Linked DNA regions of Homo sapiens: region 1 is linked to region 2. Evidence: read pairs that join two places in POLR2A ChIA-PET (ENCODE). Cell type or tissue: Panc1. All regions are shown on one strand. Region 1 overlaps GALNT11 (polypeptide N-acetylgalactosaminyltransferase 11). Region 2 overlaps GALNTL5 (polypeptide N-acetylgalactosaminyltransferase like 5).

Region 1 (5,000 bases), 82 kb after region 2:
CTGGACACAGTAGCATGTGCCCATAGTCATTTTATTTCAATTTATATTATTTGTTTTCCTTACTGTTCTTTTCTACCTCATAGAATTAGGAGGTAGAAACTACTGACCTCATGCTTGCTCCCTGAGGCTAGCTTTTACCTGAGGTAGCTTTTACCTTCTTGTCTTCCACAGGTCTATAGTGAGCGAGAGCTGCTACTTTTTACTTGGGCATTCATTCAAAGTGTTGAAGAATAACAGCCTCTACCATCCCTTATTCACTGGCTCATCAGCTGTCCCAGGTTTTGCTCTTCTAGGTATTTGCCATGTTGTTTGTCCTTTTAGTTTCTTTTCTATGTGTTTGATTAAATTTGCTTCTTTCTCCCATCAGCATTACCTTGTGGTTTTCTTCTGCATTTGAGACACAGTGTTAGACATTTGATGCATTCATGTTCTTTTCGATTGTCTTACAGAGAAGAGATTCATAAATATCAGGGATGTCTGAGGATCATTCCCAGGGAGCATATGATGTCTGGAATTTGCTCTGAACCTTTCCTAATTCAGCAATCGCCTTATGTGTAATTATAAACTACTATTGGTAGCTATGTTTTCTTCTAGCTTTCTGGGTAGATAAGGAATGGGAAAGAATAATGTGTATTTTTATGTTGTCATCACCTGGTAATTTCACAGGGGTATGTGGGTACTGTACTGTTGTAAATTAATATTTGTACTCACATGACTACAGCTGAGTTAAAATATGAGTGTGCCTCTTTTATGGAAAAAGCTAATAAATATTTGCTGTTTGACAATTTGTAATGCAAGAGTATCTTACAAGAAAATAGCTGGAAACTACTGAAAGGTAAATAAATACATTTTAAATGCATTAAATATTATGAAAATTAGTTTATTCTGGTAGAAAATGAAAGCTGTCCTGTGAAATAGAATTTTCTCATTAGTCTTGTGGTAAAAGATGGACATTAAAAGGTGGTTAAGAATTTCAGATTAGATAGTGATTCATAGAGGAAAAACTATTCTTCAAATTGTGCTTTTAGAACATTTGTTCAGTACTCAAATTTTATTCTCATATTTTTGACAAATTGATGGAATTAAAATATTCTTTCGGTGTGCTTAAACCTGCTCATTTTTCTTGGTGCTTGTGGCTATGGAAATCCCCTTTGCTTGTGAGGTTAAAATAATATGGTATCCTATTTCTTTCATAGCCTTAAAGTATTTAATCTTTTCCATAGTTGTTCTTATATTTTCAAGTTAGGGAGTTTCTGTCTAAGAAATTTTTTACCTCATTTATTAAATCACTACATATTCCTTGTAGAAAATGTTTTAAATAAAAGAAAGAACAAAGAAAATTAGCCATGATGCCACTAACCTGAGTCTATTAATTTTTTGGTAGTTGCCAAAAGCAGTATAGCATTTTGTAGATAGTGTAGAAAGATGAAAATAAGTAGTAGATTATATAGCAAAACATTAAAGTGGTGAGACTTCTGGTGATTTTTAAGTAGTTTCCTTTTTGCTTGTCTGTGTTTTCTGAGCTTTTAGCACAATAGCAAAAGCTATTAAAACATTAATTGCGGGCCAGGTACAGTGGCTCACGCCTGTAATCCCAGCACTTTGGGAGGCCTGGGCAGGAGGATCACCTGAGGTCAGGAGTTCAAGACCAGCCTGTCCAACATGGCGAAACCCCATCTCTAATAAAAAAAAAAAACACAAAATATTAGCCGGGCCTGGTGGCGGGCCCCTGTAATCCCAGCTACTCAGGAGGCTGAGGCAGGAGAATCGCTTGAACCCAGGAGGCAGAGGTTGCAGTGAGCCAAGATCTCGCCACTGCACTCCAGCCTGGGCGACAAGAGCGAAACTCTGATTCAGAAAAACCAAAAAACAAACAAAAAAAACCCCATTAATTGCCAGCACCCTGAATGGAGCCTTGCCTGTAGATCTTCTACTGTGTTCCTAGTTTATTAGCCTTTTCTTTAGGATTATTTAAGATTTTCATTAAATCATTCAGAAATGATTTAGATTTCTGAAAGATTAAGATTTCTGAAAAATGTTAGATTGGTTAGACTGGAAGATTAGTGGAATTAAGCCATCATCTGTAGAGTGACATTGCATAACAGGCATTGTCTTAGTGACCTTTATGTAATTTAACTACTTCATGGAGCACAGTTTTATAGCTGGTGTGGACTATGACCTCTGTTAATAGAGGACGACTACAAAAAGCATTTCAAAAGAAGCCTTCTTACCTCAAAGCCCGGTATTGTGCTGTTGAGAAACACCCCTCAGGCTAATCTGATGATGATGCCGGAATGTAAATTGGGTGAGCTGAGATTTTAGTCCTTTGCGACCTAAATAGTTTGCCACAAAGCATTTTAGATATTAACAACAGTTTTTAAATATTAACAACAGTAGATGCTAACAGTCACAATAAAAGTTTGCTTTTTGTGCAGATTAAAATATGTATGTGCTTAAATTGTTATTTGCATGTTTTTGTATACACATTTTTCTAGTTTCCTGGATTGCATAGTAGTGTAAGGCTACTCTTCACCTGCAAAGATGATGTCAGCTTCCAGCCCTGACCCCATACCACTCTATGTTTTCTTCCTCTTCTTATGGGTATCAGCTTTTTTAAAATGGTTTATGGGGGATGCTAGAAACCAACCCAATATTATGCTTTGTCTTTCCTCTTTTTATCCTTTGTTTTATAATATAGGCAGGTGTGTGTGTACTTACATGTAGCATCCTATATATACTTTTCTCATCTTTTTTCACCTGACAACATAATTTACAGATTAATCTGTAATTAGCAACTAATAAAAATATTTTCCTTTGTATAGCTGTGTATTGCTCTATTGTGTGGATAGTTCATAGTTTGTTCAACCAGCCCCTTATTAATGGACAATGGGATTTATTTTAGCCTTTTACTATTATAAATAGTCCTGTAGTGAATAGGCCTATGCATATATTGTTTTCTATTTTTACCATCTGTGGTTTAGATTACTGGAAGTAATATTACTAAGTCAAAGAGTAGATAGTGTATTTTTGCTGGGTATTGCTAAATGAACCTGCATAGAAGGTATACCATGTGTTAGAAATGCTTGTTCCTCGGTGCTGTAAAGAAATAGCACTTGAACATTAATTTCCTCAGCAAGGCCATTTTTACTTTCTGCAGAAAGGGTACACTTACCAGCAGTTTTGCCATGAGAGTACACCGAACAAAGGAGACAGGGTCATTTATAACCTGACGCATCCACCCTACTGCTGTGTCTGGTTTCCATTGGCTGGAACGGGACCTCACATTCTGTATTTGTCCCGATTGGCTAGCAACTTAGAACTTTTTAAAAGAGGCAAAGGCAGAGGAGAACAAAGGAAAGAGGAAGTAACTTGTGGAATGCTGAGAAAGGTAAAAACCTTCAAATAAGGAAGAGGAACGGGCTATGACCTAATGCTTGCTTGGACTAGTAAAAGCATGCCAGGGCAGATATTTAGGCTAAAGTGTGGGAGCTAAGAACATAAAGTACATTGATTTCTTTATTATGGCTAGCAGATATTTAAGAATGTTAGCACAGGTCTTTGAATAAATTTTGCTGCTAAGAGAAGTTACTATTTATTCCTAATTAGATGGGGAGGAAAGTTTTTGAAGAGGAAACTCTCCTTTGGTTTTTACACATGTATGAAAGCTTCCCTACAGCCTCACTCTCAGAATATGTTGTCAAGCTTTTGGATTTTTTCAGTTTGATCGGGTGGGAAATGATATTTCAATGTAATTTAAATTTGCACTTCTCTTAGTATAAGCAGGTTTGAGCATTTTTTCATATAGCTAAGAACTATTTGTGTTTCTGTTCTGTGAATGGTTTGTAAGGTTGTTGGTCCTTTATTTTTAGAATCTCTATTTGAGATTGTGGCTCACAGACCCTAAGGTGACCCCCAGTAATTGTGGTAATTACATAGCAATAGAAAACCAACACTGAGATATTACTCTTTTGTCTGTGATACCAATTGTGAGTATTTTTTCTAGTTTGTCACTTGTCTTTTTACTTTTCTTTTGGTGTCTTTTAGTATCCAAAGTTTTTTGTCTTTATGTAATCCAGTTTCTTTTCCTATATTCTGATCTTTTTTAGTCCTAGCTAGAAAAATTTTGCCCAATCCCAGATAATAGAGGAATTTACTCATATTCTCTTCTAGTACTTGTATGGAGTCATGTTTTATAATTAAATATCCAGTTTTCGGGATAAATGATGGGAGGAGTAGACTCTGTTGTTTTTCCTTATGGCTAAACAGTTGTTCTGACATCATTTAGTTGAAAGTCATTCATTTCCTCTCAGGTTTGTGATGTTTTCTTTATTTATACTAAGCTTATACTAAATTTATTTATAGCAAACATATTAGATTTCTAAATTTCTAAATGTAATTGGGTCTTTTTTCTCTTCTTTTCCCATTGGTTTGTCTGTCTGTGCGTGGGCCCTGCTGCGCTGTTTGGATAGAGAAGCCCTGGAGTTCACTTGTTCTGCAGTGGGGCTCACACCCCACTAGTTCTTTTTCCAAAGTTTACCTGGCTATTCCCTGCTTATTTATTCTTTTCCAAATGAACTTTATAATTAACTTGTCTAGCTCCAGAAAAAAAAACCTGATAATATATTTAACATGATTGTGTAGCACTTACAAGTTAACTTAGGGAGAAATGACGTATTTATTAGGATTTTGTGTCTTTTTATCCAAGAATATGGCATGTACATCTTTCCATTAGTTCAGGTCTTCCTTTGGGACCTTTTGGAGCTTCTTATTGTTTTCCTCATAAATGTTTTAGACGTTTATTGTTAAATTTGTGTTTAGTATTTAAGATGTTTGTCTTGATATTCATAAATGAGACTTTTTGTGGGGGAGGTTCAGTCTTTGTCAGGTCTTTGAAATCAATGTTATGTTCATTTCATAAAACAAATTGGGAAGCTTTCCTTTAAAAAAATATTTGGCTTAAGTAGCAGTAGGATTTCCTCTGACACTCTTCTCTGTGCCTG
Region 2 (5,000 bases):
AGACCAAACTGAGAATTTTAATGTGATGTAAAATAAATTATATATAATGAGTTACGTTTAAGGGTGAAAATGTGGACACTAACCAAAGAACGAAAATAAATACAAAACAGAGAAAAACAGGAAATACTGTGAAATTGATACATACGCTATTTGTTGCTTTTCAAAAAACAAGTTAACAAACGTTGCAATCCACAATCCCTAGAGAAATGGTGCAAATAGACTACGACAGGAGAGCAGAAAATAAGCTTCTACACAGGGTAAGATGGAGGACGTAGCTCCCAACTCCAAACTTTAGGGAGCAATGGAATTGTTTAGAATATTTCCACAAATACTCTTTGGAAGCAAGTAGGGGAAGAATTCCTCTATCAGGCAGGCTTGACCTCACGCCCTTTACTCATCACAAGCACTAAAGAGAATCTGATGAATGTCTGATAGGTCATCTAGCACATGAATGATAGGCCATCTCTAAAACCAATAAATAGCACGGTCCTTCCCGAAACTCTCGAAGGCAGCAGAAGTAGAGCAACCGTCCTTTCCTAGCACCAAACTTTAGGTTTCCACAAAATATTCCTGTGAAGGAGAGAAATCAGCTGAAGAGGGACCCTCACTACTACTTTGCTCTCCTTACAGGATGTAAATTTCCCCTGTTAAATATTTTATGATGAGTGAAAATAAAACCTCATTGAAATGTAGGTGCTAGGTGGCCTGTTCCCACGTTTTTAACTTAAATCAAAATTCAGTAATACCCCATATTAATTTTGCATAAAGTATAATTTTAAATTATTTTGCAATTTTTAATATTGCATTTATGGTCTTTCTGGGTCATTAGAATCCTCAAAGTTGCAAATATTTAAATCTTTCAATATTAAGGGTACAAGTGTACACTGTATACAGTAAAGAGATACCACAAATCTGTATGGGAAAAAAGACTTTTAAAATGTTTTTGTTGCAGTTGTTGTTTAATGCCACTTAAACAATTAGCCATTTGGGAAAATTTTAGGTCTTTATTTCATACCATAACCCAAATAAATTATAACTGGATTAATGTTAATTTTATTTTAAAAAATCAAACCATAGCCAGGTGTGGTGGCTCATGCTTGTAATCCTAGCGCTTTAGGAGGCCAAGGCAAGAGGATTGCTTGAGGCCAGGAGTTCTAAGACCAGCCTGACAACACAGTGAGACACCATCTCTACAAAAATTTTTATTAAAAAAAGTAGGCGAGTGTGTTGGTGCACACCTGTAGTCCTAAGCTACTCAGGAGGCTGAGGCAAGAGGATCGCTTGAGTCCAGGAGTTGGAGGTTATAGTGAGCTATAATAGCACCACTCCACTCCAGCCTGGGCAACAGAGTGAGACTGTCTCTGTAAAAACATCATCATCATCAAACTTCTTAAGGGATAATTTAAAAATATAAAAACATAGATTAATACTTGCCTGTTTTATGAATAAAGAAATTTCAAAGCTTAAAACCAATGGAAAAGGTGCTAAAAAAAAGTCTATTTTTTTAACAAAAAAATGTAAAATTGCTGCAAATAAAAAATAATAAAATTAAATAACAGTAGGCTGGGGAAATGTAACAGGACTAAAAGTTAATATTTTTAGTATGTAAAATGTACATTTAAAATCCATTAAAAATACAACTCCAAGCTGGGCATGGTGGCTCACGCCCATAATCCCAGCACTTTGGAAGGCTGAGGCAGGTAGATCATTTGAAGTCAGAAGTTTGAGACCAGCCTGGCCAACACGGTGAAACCCCATCTCCACTAAAAATACAAAAATTAGCTGGACATGTTGGCAGGTGCCTGTAATCCCAGCTACTTGGGAGGCTGAAGCAGGACAATTGCTTGAAGCCAGGAGGTGAATGTTGCAGTGAGCTGAGATCATGCTACTGCACTCCAGCCTGGGTGACAGAGCGAGACTCTATCTAAAAAAAAAAAAACAAAAAACAAAACTACTCCGATAGGCAAAGTACACGACAATTTCATTTACAAATGGCTAATCATGTGGAAAATTCAACCTCACCAGCGATTAAAAAAAAATTAACCAGATTTTTTAAAATTGAGGCACGATTAACATAAAACTGATCATTTAAAAATGAACAATTAAGTAGCATTTCGCACCTTCACAATGTTGTACAGCCATGACCTCTAACTCCAAAACATTTTCATTACCTGAAAAGAAAGTCTTTTAGCCATTAAGCAGCTTCCTTCCCTCCAGTCTCTGGCAACCACCTATCTGTGTTCTGTCTCTTTCTAGATATTTCATATCAACGGAATCATACAATATGTAACTTTTTGTGTCGGGCTTCTTTCACTTAGTATATTTTTGAGGTTCATCCACATGGTGGATGTGTCAGTGCTTCCTTTTTTATGGTTGAATAATATTCCATTCTGTGATACACCACAGTTTGTTTCTCCATTCATCCATTGATGGGCATTTGGGCTGTTTCCCTCTTTTGGCTGTTGTCAACAGTACTGCTGTGACCATGCACATATATACATTTGTTTGAATTCTTTTGGGCATGTTCCTAGGAATAGAATTGCTGGGTCTTATGGTAATTCCAGGTTTAATTTTTTGAGGAGCTGCCAAGCTCTTTTCTTCAGTGGCTGCACCATTTACACTCCCACCAGCAATGTGTAAGAGTTCAAATTTCTCCATATCCCTGCCAAAACTTATTTTTCATTTTTTAAGTTCTCGTCATCCTAGTGGAAGTGAAGTGGTTCTTCACGTTGGTTTTGATTTGTGTTTTCCTAATGACATGATGTTTCGCATCTGTTTGTGTGCTTGCTAGCCATTCGTACATCTTCTTAGGAGAACCAGATGTTATTTTTCACCTATCAAATGAGCAGACATGATTTTAAAATGCTAATAATGTTACGTAATATTATAGAAGCTATTTTAGGTGAAAAATGTGAAGTATAAAGCTGTGTGTGTGCTGCCAATAGTATGAAAACATATGTGTTAAAAATGGGACTCTTGTTAGCTCAGTTTTGGTTGAGGCATGAAAATCATAGCTGTAATATTCCAAAGTGAGTTGTTAGACTGACCACGATAAAGATATTTCAAAATAGAGATCTGAGAACCAATGAGATGGCTCAGCCAGATTGAGTCATGTTGTTAGAGATTAAAGGAGATTTTTGGAGAAAGCTACTGCTCAAAGCCTGGTGAGAGAGACTTGATATGAATTCAGCACATTCTCAGACATCAATACAATAAAATTGGAAATATATTGGGATTGAGGAGAAGTGAACTAATGTTAGTTTTCTGCCGAAAATCAAAAGGATAAAAAGACTGTGACCAGCTGTAGAACAAAGGACACTTGCTTTTAGATTAGTAGCTGTATTTATGGCAGAGTTTGCTTTGGCAGTGTTGGAGAGAGAGCTATAGGGATCATCTTAGATGGTGTCCGGTAGGACTATCTAGAAGAATGGACAGGCCTCAGCAGAGAAGCTGGAGACAGAACACAGGATCTTAAGGAGCTGAGAAGACAGATTGAGTCACCAGAATAGAATGCACTTGCCCAGTTTGTGGGAACTGCTGACCAGAGACCACCAGGGATGAGAAGGGAGGTCCTCAAAGTTGCTATTGCCAGCCACACACCCTCAGAGAACTCAGCCCAGAGAGTGCCCTTCAGGCAAGAGAGAACTTTCCTGTTCTCTGTACTCCTCCCCTCCCACCCATCATTCCCAACAGCACTGGACAAGTGTTTCAATTTCTCCACCACCTCCCCAACACTTGCTATTGTCTGTCTTTTTCATTCTTGCCGTCCTAGTGGATGTAAAGGGATACCTCACTGTGATTTTTATTAACGTTTTTCTGATGACTAATGGTGTTGAACATCTTTTCACATGCTCATCAGCCATTTATACGTCTTTGCAAAGATGTCTATTCAAATCTCTTGCGCATTTTAAATCAGGTTGTCTTTTTATTACTAACTTGTAAGAATTATTTATATATTCTCATACAAGTCCTTTAGTATATGTATGATTTGGAAATACTTTCCCCCATTTTGTGGATTTTTTTCTCTTTCTTTGTTTCTTTTTCTTTTCTTTTCTTTTTTTTCTTTCTTTTTTTTTTTTTTGACAGAGTCTTGCTCTGTCACCCAGGCTGGAGTGCAGTGGCACGATCTTGGCTCACTGCAACCTCCGCCTCCTGGGGTCAAGTGATTCTCCTGCCTCAGCCTCCTAAGTAGCTGGGATTACAGGCACCCACCACCACACCTGGCTAATTTTTTTTTTTTGTATTTTTAATAGAGACGGGGTTTCGCTATGTTGGCCAGGCTGGTCTTGAACTCCTGACCTCAGGTGATCCACCCCCCTCAGCCTCCCAAAGTGCTGGGATTACAGGCATAAGCCACCGCACCAGCCATTTTTTTTTTTTCATTTTCTCGATTGTGTCTTTTAAGCACAAAAGTTTTTGCTTTTGATGAATTCCAACGTATATGTTTTTTCTTATGTCCCCTGTATTTTTGGTGTCATATCTAAGAAACCATTGCCTCACCTAAGGTCATAAATATATGCTTATGTTTCCTTCTGAGTTTTATAATTTTAGCTCTTACCTTAGGTCTATGACCCATTTGATTTGATTTTTAGTATGATATGAGGTAGGGGTCTAACTTCATTCTTTTGCATGTGGATATTCCGTTGCCTCAGCACAATTTATTGAAAAGACTATACTTTCTCCATTGAATTGTCTTGGCCCTTGTCAAAAATCAATTGACCATAGACACATGGTTTATTTCTGGTTTCTGTGTCTATCCTTACACCAATGGCACACTGTTTTGATTATTATCACTTTGTAGTAACCCTTGAAATCAGAAAGCCCTTCAACCTTATTTTTCTTTTTCAAAATTATTTTGGCTAATCTAGGTCCATTGCCTTTTCATATGACTTTTAGGATCAATTTCTTTAAAAAGAGCCAGCTGGGATTGCAATAGGGATTGCACTAAATCTGTAGATTAGTATGGGGGTTATTGCCATATTAAGTCTTCTGATCAAAAC

What was found. ChIA-PET counts read pairs that join two places held together with the same protein. Peaks named below come from ENCODE experiments on the same cell type or tissue, not always from the same donor. Only the 100,000 strongest peaks of a DNase experiment are listed, where the experiment ranks them.
Region 1: POLR2A ChIA-PET joins it to region 2 with 13 read pairs; 2 of 35 experiments call an interaction of 5 or more read pairs at or near these places.

The regions. Positions count from the first base shown.
Region 1 is chr7:152,079,116-152,084,115 of GRCh38, forward strand. The region is part of intron 1 of GALNT11 (polypeptide N-acetylgalactosaminyltransferase 11); the gene reads left to right. Among named protein-coding and RNA genes, the nearest start is that of GALNT11, 56 kb to the left of the region's middle. RefSeq lists an enhancer at 2,143-3,137. In Panc1, no CTCF peak of the experiment used is centred here; no DNase peak of the experiment used is centred here; H3K27ac peaks cover 996 bases.
Region 2 is chr7:151,996,845-152,001,844 of GRCh38, forward strand. The region is part of intron 5 of GALNTL5 (polypeptide N-acetylgalactosaminyltransferase like 5); the gene reads left to right. Among named protein-coding and RNA genes, the nearest start is that of GALNT11, 26 kb to the right of the region's middle. In Panc1, no CTCF peak of the experiment used is centred here; no DNase peak of the experiment used is centred here; H3K27me3 peaks cover 178 bases.